3 separate regions of the Homo sapiens genome follow, and regions 2 and 3 are each linked to region 1. A link is a contact called in ENCODE Hi-C or POLR2A ChIA-PET data. All regions are on one chromosome and are shown on one strand. The core of a region is the stretch at or near the end of the contact, and the rest is flanking DNA. Distances in the headings are between cores, read along the strand shown.

Evidence for each region. Hi-C counts contacts between places; a loop is a spot of excess contacts on that map. ChIA-PET counts read pairs that join two places held with the same protein, here RNA polymerase II (POLR2A). Pooled maps may share reads with other maps.
Region 2: a loop to region 1 is called in a map of PC-9, with 4 times the contacts of the local background. The contact joins two enhancer-like sites. A Hi-C loop is called at or near these places in 7 of 168 maps with a recorded cell type or tissue (B cell, GM12878, MCF 10A and 4 more), 18 of 37 single-sample maps with no recorded cell type and 17 of 50 pooled maps. POLR2A ChIA-PET finds 5 or more read pairs at or near these places in 9 of 52 experiments (GM10248, H1, HepG2 and 6 more).
Region 3: a loop to region 1 is called in a pooled map, with 7 times the contacts of the local background. The contact joins two enhancer-like sites. A Hi-C loop is called at or near these places in 2 of 37 single-sample maps with no recorded cell type and 11 of 50 pooled maps. POLR2A ChIA-PET finds 5 or more read pairs at or near these places in 2 of 52 experiments (OCI-LY7 and activated CD8-positive, alpha-beta T cell).

What each region holds. Positions count from the first base shown.
Region 1 is chr16:48,455,690-48,460,350 of GRCh38, forward strand. No RefSeq gene overlaps it. Among named protein-coding and RNA genes, the nearest start is that of SIAH1, 73 kb to the left of the region's middle. RefSeq lists an enhancer at 83-582. Within about 2 kb of position 2,827, at least 10 of the 41 ENCODE cell types and tissues checked have a DNase peak (open chromatin) inside an H3K27ac peak, as active enhancers do; they include gastrocnemius medialis, where a contact is called at or near this core.
Region 2 is chr16:48,351,365-48,356,025 of GRCh38, forward strand. It overlaps LONP2 (lon peptidase 2, peroxisomal), which reads left to right. Exons shown (of 15, transcript NM_031490.5): 15 at 217-4,661. The coding sequence ends at 438. Among named protein-coding and RNA genes, the nearest start is that of SIAH1, 32 kb to the right of the region's middle. Within about 2 kb of position 2,392, at least 7 of the 41 ENCODE cell types and tissues checked have a DNase peak (open chromatin) inside an H3K27ac peak, as active enhancers do; they include gastrocnemius medialis, where a contact is called at or near this core.
Region 3 is chr16:48,556,619-48,561,279 of GRCh38, forward strand. N4BP1 (NEDD4 binding protein 1) reads right to left here. Exons shown (of 7, transcript NM_153029.4): 2 at 4,136-4,661. Among named protein-coding and RNA genes, the nearest start is that of N4BP1, 51 kb to the right of the region's middle. RefSeq lists a silencer at 500-794. Within about 2 kb of position 1,837, at least 6 of the 41 ENCODE cell types and tissues checked have a DNase peak (open chromatin) inside an H3K27ac peak, as active enhancers do.

The sequences.
Region 1 (4,661 bases), core at 1,577-4,076:
TCCCAGTTGGCAGAGGTGCAGGCTGGGGCTGAGGCTGTGCTCAGAGTCCCCTGGTGCCCAGAAGGTGTGTGGAGACAGAGCCTGGAGGAAGCTGCAGTGCACACATCCCCTGCTTGGTGGAGAGGAGAACCCATCCTGGGCGTCCCTGGCTCAGCTCTGAAGACCAGAGCACAGTTGGTGCCCCGTTCAGGGCCCCAGCCAAGCCCCCCGGGGAGGGATAGCCCTTCAGAAGCCCTTTCCTTCCCTGCAGGCACATGTGGGTGCTTTTCCCAAAAGCCGGGGTAGAACCACCTCTCTCTTTGGAGAAAGTTCTTCCATGGTAACTGCTAACACAGCAGGGCTCAGGGATCAGCGGACCCTCGACAAAAGTGAAGTAAGGTCACAGAGTACAGCAGGGTTAAGCCCCCTGTGGACCAGGCTGGCCCTGCCACTTACCAGCTTTGGGGATTTTGGGCAAATCACTTAATGCTCTGAATTTCAGTTTCTCCTCTGTAAAGTACAGTTGTGTCTGCCTTATAGGGTGGTTGTGAGTTTTTCTTTTTTAAATCTTTCTTTTTTAAATTTTTTTCAGACGGGGTCTTGCTCCATCACTCAGGCTGGAGGGCAGTGGTGCCGTTATGGCTCACTGTACCCTCAAATTCCTGGGCTCAAGCAATCCTCCTCTCTTAGCCTCCCAAAGGGCTGAGATTACAGGTGTGCACCACCACACCTGGCTAATTTTTAAAAATCTTTTGTAGATATAGGGTCTTGCTATATTGCCCAGGTTGCCCTCAAACTCCTAGCCTCAAGTGATCTTCCTGCCTCAGCCTCCAAAAGGTTTGGGATTACAGGTGTGAACCACTACACACAGCCAGCCACTTGGCCTAATATTTCAACTTCAAATAACTTTTTTTTTTTTCAGTGGAGTCTCCCTCTGTTGCCCAGGCTAGAGTGCAGTGGTTCAATCTGGGCACACTGTAACCTCTGTCTCCCGGGTTCAAGTGATTCTTCTGCCTCAGCCTCCTGTGTAGCTGGGACCACAGGCGCCTGCCACCATGCTCAGCTAATTTTTGTATTTTTAGTAGAGGCAGGGTTTCACCATGTTGGTCAGGCTGGTCTCGAACTTCTGACCTCAGGTGATTGCCTGCATCGCCCTCCCAAAGTGCTGGGATTACAGGTGTGAGCCATTGTGCCTGGCCCCAGATAACTTATTCAAATGAAAGGATAAATCATCAAATGAGAATGATGTATGTGCTTGAATAGTCACTGGAACATTTTTATAAAAGCAAAAAGCTAGAAACAACCTAAATGTCCTTTAAAAGGGGATTGTTAAGTAAAATACTGTAAAGTTATAAAATAGATTATTACATAGCTGTTAAAGGAGATACGGTGGATTTAAACATGCTGATGATAAGGGGAAAAGTCCATGAAAAAATTCAAAAAACAAGTCGGGGTATGTGATCTTATTTTTGAGTAACAGAGTCTTCTGGCTGAGCCCTAACTTGGATTTTGATTTTGACTCTATACAACTGGTTTTCTGGAATTTGTAGGAGTTGAAATGTTTGACAGACTATTTTGTAAATATGCACGAGGTTTCTGCTGAAAACTCTAGCACAGTGTTGAGAAGATGGTGGAGATTTGTAAGCAGGGCTAGGACCCCAGCCTGTGTAAGAAAGGGACAAAGGTAAGATTTTTTTTGGTTATTTGTGCATCTATAAGTGTATTTTTAGATTTACCAAAGACTGGTGTGTATAAGCTACATTCATTAAAAAAAAGCTTATTTAGGCCGGGTGCAGTGGCTCACACCTGTAATCTCAGCACTTTGGAAGGCCAAGGTGAGAGGATTGCTTGAGTCCAGGGGTTCAAAAGCAGCCTGGGCAACTTAGTGAGACCCCATCTGTACAAAAAAAACAAAAACAAAAACAAGCAACAAAAAACCCCACGCTTATTTATTGAACATAAACATAGAGAAGGCATAACTTGATGAGTTTTCTCAAAGCGAGCACCCTCATGTGATGCCCAGTCAGATGCACAAATTTGTGGGAGCCCAGAAGCTGGTCTCTTGCACCCTCAGCCACTTTTCTTCTCAGGGGACCACTCTTCTGACTTCCGACACCAGAAATGAGTTTGATTTTGTTTGAACTTTACATCAGTGGAACCATAAAGCATGGCCTCTTTTATGTTTAGCTTCTTTCACTCAACATTATGAAATGCAGCTGGGTGTACTAGCTGTCCCTCATATTCCTTTCTGCATAGTATTTTATTGTACGAATATACACACATTGTTGATCTATTTTTCTGTTTATGACTATTTGGATTGTTTTCATCTTTGTCTATGAAAAACGATGTCACTGTAGATATTCTCACACATGCCTTTTCGTGTGTAAATGTGCCAGTTTTATTAGGTATATACCTAGCTGGTTAAAGGGTTTATTTACATTTAGCCTTTTGTTTTTTTTCTTTTTTGAGACAGAATCTCACTCTGTCGCCCAGGCTGGAGTGCAGTGGCACAATCCTGGCTCATTGCAACCTCTGCCTCCTGGGTTCAAGCGATTCTCCTGCCTCAGCCTGCAGAGTAGCTGGGACTACAGGCACCCGCCACCACGCCCAGCTAATTTTTGTATTTTTAGTAGGACGGGGTTTCACCATGTTAGCCAGGCTGGTCTCAAACTCCTGACCTCAAGTGATCCACCCATCTTGGCCTCCCAAAGTGCTAGGATTACAGGCGTGAGCCACTGTGCCTGGCCACTTACATTTGGCTTTGATAGTGCCAAACCATTTTCCAAAGTTGTACCAGATTACATTTCTACCAATGGTGTTTGGGAGTTTCAGTTCCACCACATATTTGCCAGCAAGTGACGTGTCATGTCAATTTTGAGTATACTGGTGGGTGGATATCTCACTGTGGTTTTAACTTGTGATTCACTGATGACTAATGAGGATTAACACTTTTTAAACAAGTTTCTTGGCCATTTGTCTGGAACATCCTTTGTGTTCTAGACATTTGCTTTTTTTCTGTTGAGTTGTTAATCTTTTTCTTATGAATTTGCAGTTCTTTATGCATTTTGGATATTAGATCTTTGTCAGTTATATGTATTGCAAAAATATTTTTAAAAATATTTATTTATCTATTTGTAGAGAAAGGGTCTTGCTATGCTGTCCAGGCTGGTCTTAAACTCCTGGGCTCAAGCGATCCCTCTGCCTTGGCCTCTGAAAGTGTTGGGATGATAGGCATGAGCCACCATACCCAGATGCAAGAAATCTTTTCCCATTCCAATAGCTTTCCTTTTTACTCTCTTAATAGTTTGTTTGATAAACAGATACTCTTTAATATAGTCCAATTTATCTACTTTTCTTTTATGATTTGTGCTTCTTCGTGTCCTGCTTAATACATTTTGCCTAAAATAAGGACATAAATATATTTTTCTACGCCAGTTTCTAAAAGCTTTATTGTTTCACCTTTCACATTCAGCGCCTATCTGGATTTGATTTTTGTGTATGGTATGAGATAAGAGTCAAGATTCACTCTTTTTCCTCCTATATGGTTATTCAGCTGACCCAGCACCACTAATAGAAAAGACCCACCTCTTCCCCGCTGTGCTAACGTGTTATTTTTTGTCTTGTCTGTATATGTGTGTGCTGTTTCTGGACACTCTGTTATTTCACATTGGCCTGTTTGCCTGTCTTTGCATTAATACTGGGCTATTTTAGTTATTGCCCAGTAGTACCCCCTTGTCTACAGTTCCTCTTTCCATGGTTTATGTTACTCAAGGTACAGAACAATGATATATTTTGAGAAGGAGAGACCACATTCGCATAACTTTCATTCCTATATATTGTTATAATTGTTCTATTTTATTATTAGTTTTTGTTGTTAATCTCTTAATGGGACCAATTTGTAAGTCAATTTTATTATAGGTATATAACAGAAAAAAAAAACCATAGTATATATAGGTTTTGCTATTATCTGTGATTTCAGGCATCCACCAGGGGTCTTGAAACATAACCCTCACAGATAAGAAGAAACTACTATGGTCCAAATCCTTCAACTTTGTTTTTATTTTTCAAGACTTTCCTAACTATTCTTGGCCCTTTGTATTTTCACATAAATTCCAGAATTGGTTTGTCCATTTCAACCTCCCTCATTCCCTTTCCCCTATACCCCTGCCACCACAAAAATCCGCTGGGATTTTAATTGTGATTGCTTTGAATCTATAGATCAAGTTAGGGAGAAGTGATATCTTAACAATACTATTTCTTTTCTTTCTTTTTTCTGAAACAGAGTCTCATTCTGTTGCCCAGGCTGGAGTGCAGTGGTACAACCCTGTCTCACTGCAACCTCTACCTGCTGGGTTCAAGCGATTCTCCTACCTCAGCCTCCTGAGTAGTCGGGATTGCAGGTGCCCGCCACTACGCCCGACTAATTTTTGTATTTTTGGTAGAGATGGGGTTTCACCATGTTGGCCAGACTAGTATTAAACTCCTGGCCTCAGGTGATCTACCCGCTTCAGCTTCCCAAACTGCTGGGATTACAGGTGTGAGCCACTGCCCCTAGCCAATACTGAGTATTTCGATCCTGAACATATCCTGAAATTATATCCTTTCATTTTTTACGATCTTTTATAATCCTCCATAAAGTTGTATAATTTTTTGTGTAGAGGCTCTGTACAGTTTTGTTTCGT
Region 2 (4,661 bases), core at 1,142-3,641, 100 kb before region 1:
CATCAGAGTCTTTAATATAACACCAATTGAAACATTAAAAAAAGGTTACTACTTATCCTTTTTCCTGGCTTTCCTAGCTCATGCTATAACAAAACGGAAGATGATTTGGATGTTTTAAAATAGTAGTGGTTAAATTCAGTGAAAGAAAGCTGGGTCAGGGTTTCTTTCAGCTTGAGGGTGATCATTAACCCTAAAAACTTTTTTCTCTCCTTACAGGTGGGTGGAATTAAAGACAAAGTGCTGGCGGCACACAGAGCGGGACTGAAGCAAGTCATTATTCCTCGGAGAAATGAAAAAGACCTTGAGGGAATCCCAGGCAACGTACGACAGGATTTAAGTTTTGTCACAGCAAGCTGCCTGGATGAGGTTCTTAATGCAGCTTTTGATGGTGGCTTTACTGTCAAGACCAGACCTGGTCTGTTAAATAGCAAACTGTAGGTCCAAATCTCAATTTTTTAGAATTTTAAGTTATGAAGTGCTCAAAGGTACTGACACAGTTGATTTTATTCACACCATTAGGGGTATGCAAGATGTCCCTGTTTTATAAACATAATCACAACAGTAATAAACCTCAAGTAGTGGCTAGTGTTTAGTATAGAAATATAAGATGTTGATTTAGTAAACTGATAAAAATCGAATTCTTGTCTTTTTAGTGGGATCCTTACTGTCCCTGGAAAGATATAGCATAGTGGTTCTCAGCACAGTCTCCAGAACAGAAGCATCTGTAGTACCTGGTAACTTGTTAGAAATGTACATTCTCAGGCTCCACAGCAGGCCGCCTGAATCAAATCCTGGGAGGTGGGGACAGAAATCTGTGTTTTAAGAAGCCTTCCAGGTAATTCTGCTGCACACTCAAGTTCAGGAACCACCGGTATAGACCATTACCTTAGTGGATTTACCTGTAGAGTTTATTGGATCCTGAAACCAATCAATTACTTAGAACTAGGCAAAGATGAAAGTATAGCCAACTATTCTTGGCTATATATATATATTCAAGTGGGCCGGGCGTGATGGCTCACACCTGTAATTCCAGCACTTTGGGAGGTCGAGGTAGGCAGATCACCGAGCCCAAGAGTTCAAGACAATCCTGGCCAACGGCGAAACTCTGTCTCTACAAAAAATATACAGGCGTGTTAGCATGTGCCTGTAATCCCAGCTTCTTGGGAAGCTGAGGCACAAGAATTGCCTGAACCCAGGAGGTGGAGGTTGCAGTGAGCTGGGATCGCGCCATTGCACTCCAGCCTGGCTGACAGAGCGAGACTGTCTCTAAAAAAAAAAGACTCAAGTGGACCCTACAATGAAGCCTACACATCCCAATAGAAGCCCCTTCTTATGCTGAGGGAAGCAGCCCTCAGAACATGATAGCTTGTATCCAGCAGAGTGGCACGTGCTGGCACACCTCACAGAAGCACCCTGGCCCTGGATGCCTGCAACCTCAGAAGAGTGCAGCTCCCAGAGGGAGGCAGCCATCCATCTGGGATGGTCCTAAGCATGGAATCCTAACTCCTGATTCCGTCTCCTATTTCTTGCTTGGCTACGCCAGTTCCCAAATCTGGTAGATGTCCATGCCCATGTGCTCCTGCTGGGACTCAATTCAGGCTATGTATGACTATGAAGTCAGGCTCATCTGCTTACTGGCTGTGTGAACTTTTTGTATCTTGGTTTTCTTCATCCATGAAATCCAAGTAATACTACCTAATTGTTACTGTGGAGATTAAGTTCAAATGCAATGTATAGTAATATTAAGCAATTTCTAGTTATTATTCTAGCCAGTAATGGACTTCAGAATCTTTTATTACACAATATAAGAATATGTATGTAAAGACATTTTGGAATTTCCTGGATGAGAAGGAAGTCTGGGCTGGGCATGGTGGCTCACGCCTGTAACCCTAGCACTTTAGGAAATCGAGGCGAGTGGATCACTTAAGCTCAGGAGTTCAAGGCCAGCCTGGGCAACATGGCAAAACCCCATTTCTACAAAAAATACAAAAATTAGCTGGGCATGGTGGCACCCGCCTGTAGTCCAGCTACTTGAGGCTGAGATGGGAGGATGAGGGAGGTCGGGGCTGCAGTGAGCCAAGATCACGCCACTGCACTCCAGCACCCTGGGCGACAGAGTGAGACCCTGTCTCAAAAAAAAAAAAAAAAAAAAAGATTGGGCCAAAATACTGTGATAAAATAGCAGGCCTGCTGATAAAAGTTTATCTGAATGCATTGAGAGGAAAAGTCCAGACCTAGGACTAGTTATGGCAGTTGGAGAGAAAGAACATCGGGATGTTTGAAAATATGCCATTGACTATCTTAACTACTGTAATTTTATCATTTCCAACGTCATCTAACTGGGGACTAGAACAAACTGTGAATTCACTTTCAGCAACCAGAGGGCGCTAATCCACACCCACATCGCTCTGCCCTGTTCCACCCAGCAGGGGCAACAAGGATATAACTTGGGGTTCTCGGTATTCTTCCTTTAGTCCTGACACAGGCAGCCTTGCACTTTGTAGCAGCAGGAGGGCACTTGCTTTAAGCATATCTTTCGAAAGGCATCCATTGAGAGAATAATGCATTCTCCCCTTGCTGTGTATGACATGGAACAGTATGACCATTGCACTAGCTTTGTTTTTGGTTTGTTTTGTTTTTTTTTTAATTCCAGGGGTGGGAGGTTGGTTGGTTGAAGTCTAAGCTCTTCCTTTTTCACCTGGGTTTTTTTTTTTTGGGGGGGGTGGGGGGTTAGGGGTGGGGCGGGTGGGGAAGAGCCAAAATTTTAACCATTTTTAAGCATATAATTTGGGGGTATCAGTTACTGGATCTAAGCATGTCCACTCTACACGCTTTTTTTTTTTTTTTTTTTTTTTTTTTTTGAGATGGAGTCTTGCTCTGTTACCCAGGCTGCACTGCAGTGGCATGATCTCGGCTCACTGCAACCTCTGCCTCCCCAGTTCAAGCAATTCTCATGCCTCAGCCTCCCAAGTAGCTGGGACCACAGGTGTGTGCCACCACGCCCAGCTAATTTTTGTATTTTTTAGTAGAGACAGGGTTTCACCATGTTGGCCAGGCTGGTCTCAAACTCCCAACCTCAAATGATCCGGCCACCTTGGCCTCCCAAAATGCTGGCATTACAGGCGTGAGCCACCACACCCGGCTTACATGCATTTTTTATCACCACAAACTGAAACTCTGTACCCACTGAAAAAGAGCTCCAAATTCCACCCTCACCCCAGACCCTGGTAACCACTATTTCACTTTCTTTCTGAATTTCCCTTCATATGAGTGGGATCAAACAAGAGTTGTCCTTTTGTGTTTAGCATTCTTACTTAGCAAGCCATCAACTGCTCGAACAGTCACTGGGGCAACTACTTTTCGCCCAGTGTCCTCCAGAAAAGAAAGATCTGGAGGGTCAGGCCACTCTTTTTCTTCAAAATAATGGGGTGCAGAAGGGTAGGGATGAACCTCTTCCTCCTTTGCCACTTTAGCTTTAGCTCAAAGGAACTCCAACTTTTTATTATTTGCAACAGTTAGCTTTCTTTGTTTCACATCTCTGCCTTGCAGAACCATGACCTATCAAGGTGTTTTGTCAAACAAAAACTAATACTTTCCCTGGGAAAAAGCCATGTGGTAGCAAGTACCAGAAATTTTTATGGCCAAATAATACACCACTATATCCATAGACCGCATTTGGTTTATCCACTCATCTGCTGATTGTTTCCCCCTCTTGGGTATTATGAGTAATGCTATGAACATGGGTGTACACATCTCTCTTGAAGTCCCTTCTTAGGTCCTTTAGGGATACATATCCAGGAGCAGAACTACTAGATCACATATGCTAAGGTCTGAATGTCCCCCCACCAAATTCGTATGTTGAAGCAACCACCAACGTGATAGGTGAGGCTTTAGGAGGTGATTATGTCATGAGAGCTCCATCCTCATTAATGGATTTAGTGCCTTTATAAAGGGGCTCAAGGGAACCAATTACCTCCTTTTTGCCCTTCGATTCCCTTCCACCATATGAGGACACAGCAACAGGCCCCGTCCTAGAAGCTGAGACTGGGCCCTCAATAGATGATACCAGTCTGCCAGCACGCTGATCGTGGGCTTCTCAGTCTTCACAACTATGAGAAATAAATTCGTACTTTTAAATTACCCAGTCTCAGGTATTCTGTTACGGTTAACACAAATGACTAAGACAACAGGATAATTCTGTTTAACTTTTTGAGAACTGCCAAACTTTTCCACCGCAGCTGCACCATTTGACATTCCTTCCAGCAATGCACAAATGTTCCAGTTTCTCCACATCCTTGCCAGCACTCATTTTCTGGGTTTTTTATAATAGCCCTCCAAATGGGTGTGACGTATTTTGATTCTATGTCCCTAATGACTAGTGATGTTGAGCATTTTCTAGCATTGATTTTTAAGATGTTACCCAAAGACCCCTTGTATCAAAATAAGCTGGATTTTTTTATTGAAAATTATTAACTCTAGAAATTTTAGTTTAAACTAGACTTAGGGATATGTGTATTTTACCGGTATTCCACGTTTTATGCATGGGTTTTTAAAACTTCTCAAGTATTAAAACTAAAAGCTTTAGGTGCTTTGCTTATCAAGAAATCCTACACTGTCCACTGGAGACATCCATGTTTTTACTTGGCTCTGCCCCTTTAGTG
Region 3 (4,661 bases), core at 587-3,086, 100 kb after region 1:
TATCATCTGGTTGTTTGCCATATTATAGAATGCTGGCAACTAAAAGAAAGTGTCCAAAGTGGAGGAGAGATGGGTGACACACAGCTGATAAAAACTCATGGCAGCCATAGCACCAGACAGGGCAGTGTGGGGACAATGGAAAGTCCTTTCTGAGTTACCCAGGAAAAAGCGATTTCTTTTTATGGAACCCTAATATGGAAAAGACTAGTATGGAAAAAAAAATGGCTAAAATACTTAATTCTGGCAAGGGAAGGGGCAAACCCCATCTACATGGAAAACTATCACCCCATATGTCAGGGGCTCTCATGCTGAAGTTTCAGGCTGACAGAGCCCAAATGTTTCTTGGCCACTACTGTGCTGTCTAGCCATACACCACAAACAATTTCCACTTACTCATCATTTGACTCATTCATGGTGACAAGGGGGCAAGAACAAGGTATACAAAATTGGCAGCATTAAACAGGGTACTGTGGAGGTTTTCATGGTGGTATGGGCTGCAGACCTCATTCTGGATAGGCAAATGAACAAAGGCTTTACAAAAATACATCGAAGGGTGGGCCTAGGCTGCTTTAGGGTGGGGCTCACACCAACAGATCCTATTGCTTAAGGACCAAATAAGTACTTCCCCAACTACTTGGGTCAAATCAGTGAGCTTTAGTCAGCAGTGCTATGCAACCCAAGACTTAAGTATCCAATGATGCGTTGGCCTGAAAATTCCAACCTTAACTTCTGCTGGAGGAGAGAGGGTATACAGCAGCTCTGGGGAAAGACATTATGGGCCCAAATCTCTATCCATGTAACCCTGGAAAACATTTTTAAGCCACTTCATGTTGTATAAATTATAACTTTTGACTCACAATTGGTGTGAAGGTTGCATTTTTAAAAATACAGTGCCTGACACATAATAATGGGTGATTCGGCTTTAAAATCTCAAATATTTGTTGCATTAAATATATGGCCTCAGTTAAAAATCTAAACTGGCCACTGGAATAGTAACCATGAAGTTACAAATAGGTAGTAAAAAGCCACTAAAAAAATCCTAAACTGGGCATGGTAAGGCATGCCTATAGCCTCAGCTACTAGGAAAGATTGCCTGAGCCCAAAAGTTTGAGTCCAGCCTGGGCAAAATAGTGAGACTTTACCTCTTAAAAAAAGAAAAATTCTAATTTGCCTTTAATTCATCAACAAGTTTTTACTGAGCTCCTACTATGTGTCAGGGACTATGGGTATTAGAGGTAGTTCACTGAACAGAAGAAACACAAATCAGTTTCTTCATGGAATCTAGTCAAAGTTTATTCACACTTAACATTGAAGCAACTGATTTAAAATAAGGGCTGATTTTTTTCCAACTTCCAAAAAAAATTGAGGTAAAATTCACACGACTAAAATAATCAATTCAATGGCATTTACTACGTTCGCAATGCCGTGCAACCACCACTTACATCTAGTTCCAAAATGTTTGTCACTCCAAAATAAAACTCTATACCCATTACGCAGTTTCTTCCTAGAATATGGGTAAATCTTAATTACTGATATTTTCAGATCAATTTACATCAAATTAAGTACAAGTCTGTCTTCTTAAAGTAACACATTCTCTTGTAAAAGTATTGCCTTTAAACAGAGACATCTGTGAATCCAAAGAAAATGTAAATCCTCCCAAAACAATCAGTTTTCCAAAAAAAAAAAAAAAAGAAGAAATAAAAAAAGAAAGCTTGCAGCTTTCCCTTAGTGTAATAATTGGTGGTTTTCAAAAGAGATGATACTGTACTCAGGGCATTAGGAAATATGTAGGAGTGTGTTTGAGGTGTCACAACGACTGGGGAAGGATATTATAAGCAAAGTGGGAGGGACTAGATTTGCAAAACATCCTGTCACGGATAGGCAGCACCACTCTAAATTCCAACAGTGACCCTGCTGAGAAATATGCCTGTTAACTACCCCAAAAGGTTTATAAAAAGCATCAGGATCGCTGCTCATTCTACGTTAACCTTGCATTTCTTATTTGGAAAATCCTTCCACATATAGAAAAGTGAAAGAGGATGAGAATTGCTCACAATTGTGACCTAAATTTTGTGTCACGAGTTGGCTCAAGAAATCGTAACAATGAAGAACTTGTTCCGGGCTTGGGGTGTGGGTGACTGAAGTGACATTTTTGCTTAGATATCGCTATGCAGCTGCGGATCATTTGCTGGGTTTCCCCTAACAGGGCTGCCAAAAAAACCAAAGTGAAATGACAATAAACAGTATTATTTGGAAATGAAGATAAGCATATTGCATATTTTTGCTGCCTGTCTTCAAACTTTAACATCTGAAATGATGACATTTTCTTTTTGACAGCAAAACACAGCTTCGATAATTCATTCAAATAATAAAAAGCAGAAGAATCCTTATATTTTAAAAAATACATATTAAAATATTTATGACCATATATCTGAGATTTCCTTCAAAATAATAGGGGTGGAAAGAAGAAGTAAGGGCTAGGATGAAACAAGACTGATCACGAGCTGGTAATTGTTGAAGGTGGGTGATGAACCCCTGGGAATTCATTATCTTATCTTATGTATTTGAAAATCCTAATAAAAAATTTACAAAACAAAAAATTACAAATATACTATAAACATATATTTCAAAAATAACATTTATTTTTCAATCCTAATAGGTATTCTTAAAAACTCAGGGCATTTACTGATCTTTCAGAACTCCTAAAAAAGAAGTTACACAAACATTCAGCAATTCAGAAAAGTATTTTTAAGATTTGGCAACTTCTCTCTCATTCCATGTCCAGGTGTCCTGTTTCTTGAATTGCGGCTACTTAAAATGCCAGACCTTGAATATTTCTTCAAAAATCAATGGTGTTAAATTAAATTAAATTTGGCCTAAAGGTGCCTCCATACATAGTGACCTGCAACCTTAGTATGTGAACAAATGGCAACCTAAGAGTATTCTTGTAAAAAAAAATGGCTGAGTCTCAGCCAATCACAGCAGCCAAGCTTCAGCCAATCACAGGCTGCCAATTGTTCAGACCACTTCTACATAAGGCAAATGCCTCATCACAGGATGCCTGGATAAGGCAAATGCCAACCCGTAGGTAATCAAGCTGTTTCTGCAGGGCAATTCCCTTTTCTGCCTATAAATACTGCCAGCCCTCATTGCTGGGTGAAGCTCTCTGAACCTCTCCTGGTTCAGGGTGCTGCCAGATTCGTAAATCATTGTTCGTGCAGATCAACTCTGCTAAATGTAATTTGCCCTAAGTTTTTCTTTTAACAATGGGGTGACTGGTTTTGAAAACTGAAGGCAGACTTTACATAGTTGTTGAAATGATATGGTAAAGATGTCCTTAAGGACAGGTCAGAAGGCAACAGATTGCAGCAACTGAAACTCCGAACAGTTAAGTGACCTGCCCCAAATCAAACAGCTGGTCCACAGTGCAGGGAGGCTCTTGACCCTCACACTCTCCTTAGCCACGATCTTAAACTGCCCCTTAGAAAAAAAACCCAAGCGTACAGGTTTCAAATCAGAGGATTTTCAACTAAGAGGAGTTCCAAGACAGGCTAACTAGAAACAACAGGTTCATTAAATGATGTCTTTTACTAAAAACAAATATTATAAACTTTTAGTAAGAGCAGAGGCCCACAGTGAAGCTCAAAGTGACTACTTTTGAAAGGAAATTGCCATTGCTCTATCCACAGAAATACATCACACCTGTTACCACTGCACACTCTTGGCTAGAGATCAGGCATACTCCAGCATAATAAGATAAAAAAAAATCCTTTTGCTTTAAGCTGTGTTCTCTTATTTAGATTAGAACATAATGGTACTCACAATATTAAGAATTTAATGACTTAAAAGTCACTATACTACATATCACTGAGCAATGCAACGTGAAAAGATAATTTTCTATCCTCTCTTGCCCTTAGAAATTAAGTTCAGCAGGGTGAAGTAAAGTTCATGAATCCAGAAGATGGACTGACAAAACCTTTCCAACCAGTTGGTTCCCATTCCCCTCCACCATCCGACCCTAAGGCTACAGATCAACTATATACAACATGTATGTATAGTTCCCATATACATGTGATTCTGAGACACCATTTAGAGCCCTATTTAAAATAAAATAATCTGCAGAGAATGGACTTACGTAATTGCAACATTGCTCCCATCTATAACAATGTGTTTCAAATCCGTTCTCCCTGGTTCATTTTTTAATTCCAGCTTGTAGGGTATTTTTAGAGTATCTCGAAACCTTTGAACCCCAGTAACTGAGGAATCAATATGATCAGAAGGTCCTGCCGACCTTGCATCAGTAACCGAAGGTAACAGCTGGGGCAGTGGCATTGGTGGAGAAAGGGTTGAGCAATTTGGCTTAGAATGAGGAGAACTACAACATCCTAAACGTTTTTCACAGGCAGATTTCATATTATTTGGAAGCAAGGGTTCTGGCTGCTGGTGTAAACCATTTTCAGGAAAAAGTGGAACTCTGGGCTGGTGACTTGAAGCTCCCCTTGAAACAAAATTGACTTCTTTGGGACTTGGAGAGGCAACAGAAGGTGAAAGGCCATCAGTTTCAGGGTCTGTGTTACAAATGTAGTTCTGGTTTGAACCCCAGACTTCATGTTTCTGTTCTATTGGCACTGTTCTGAAAGTATTAATTCTACAATTTGAGG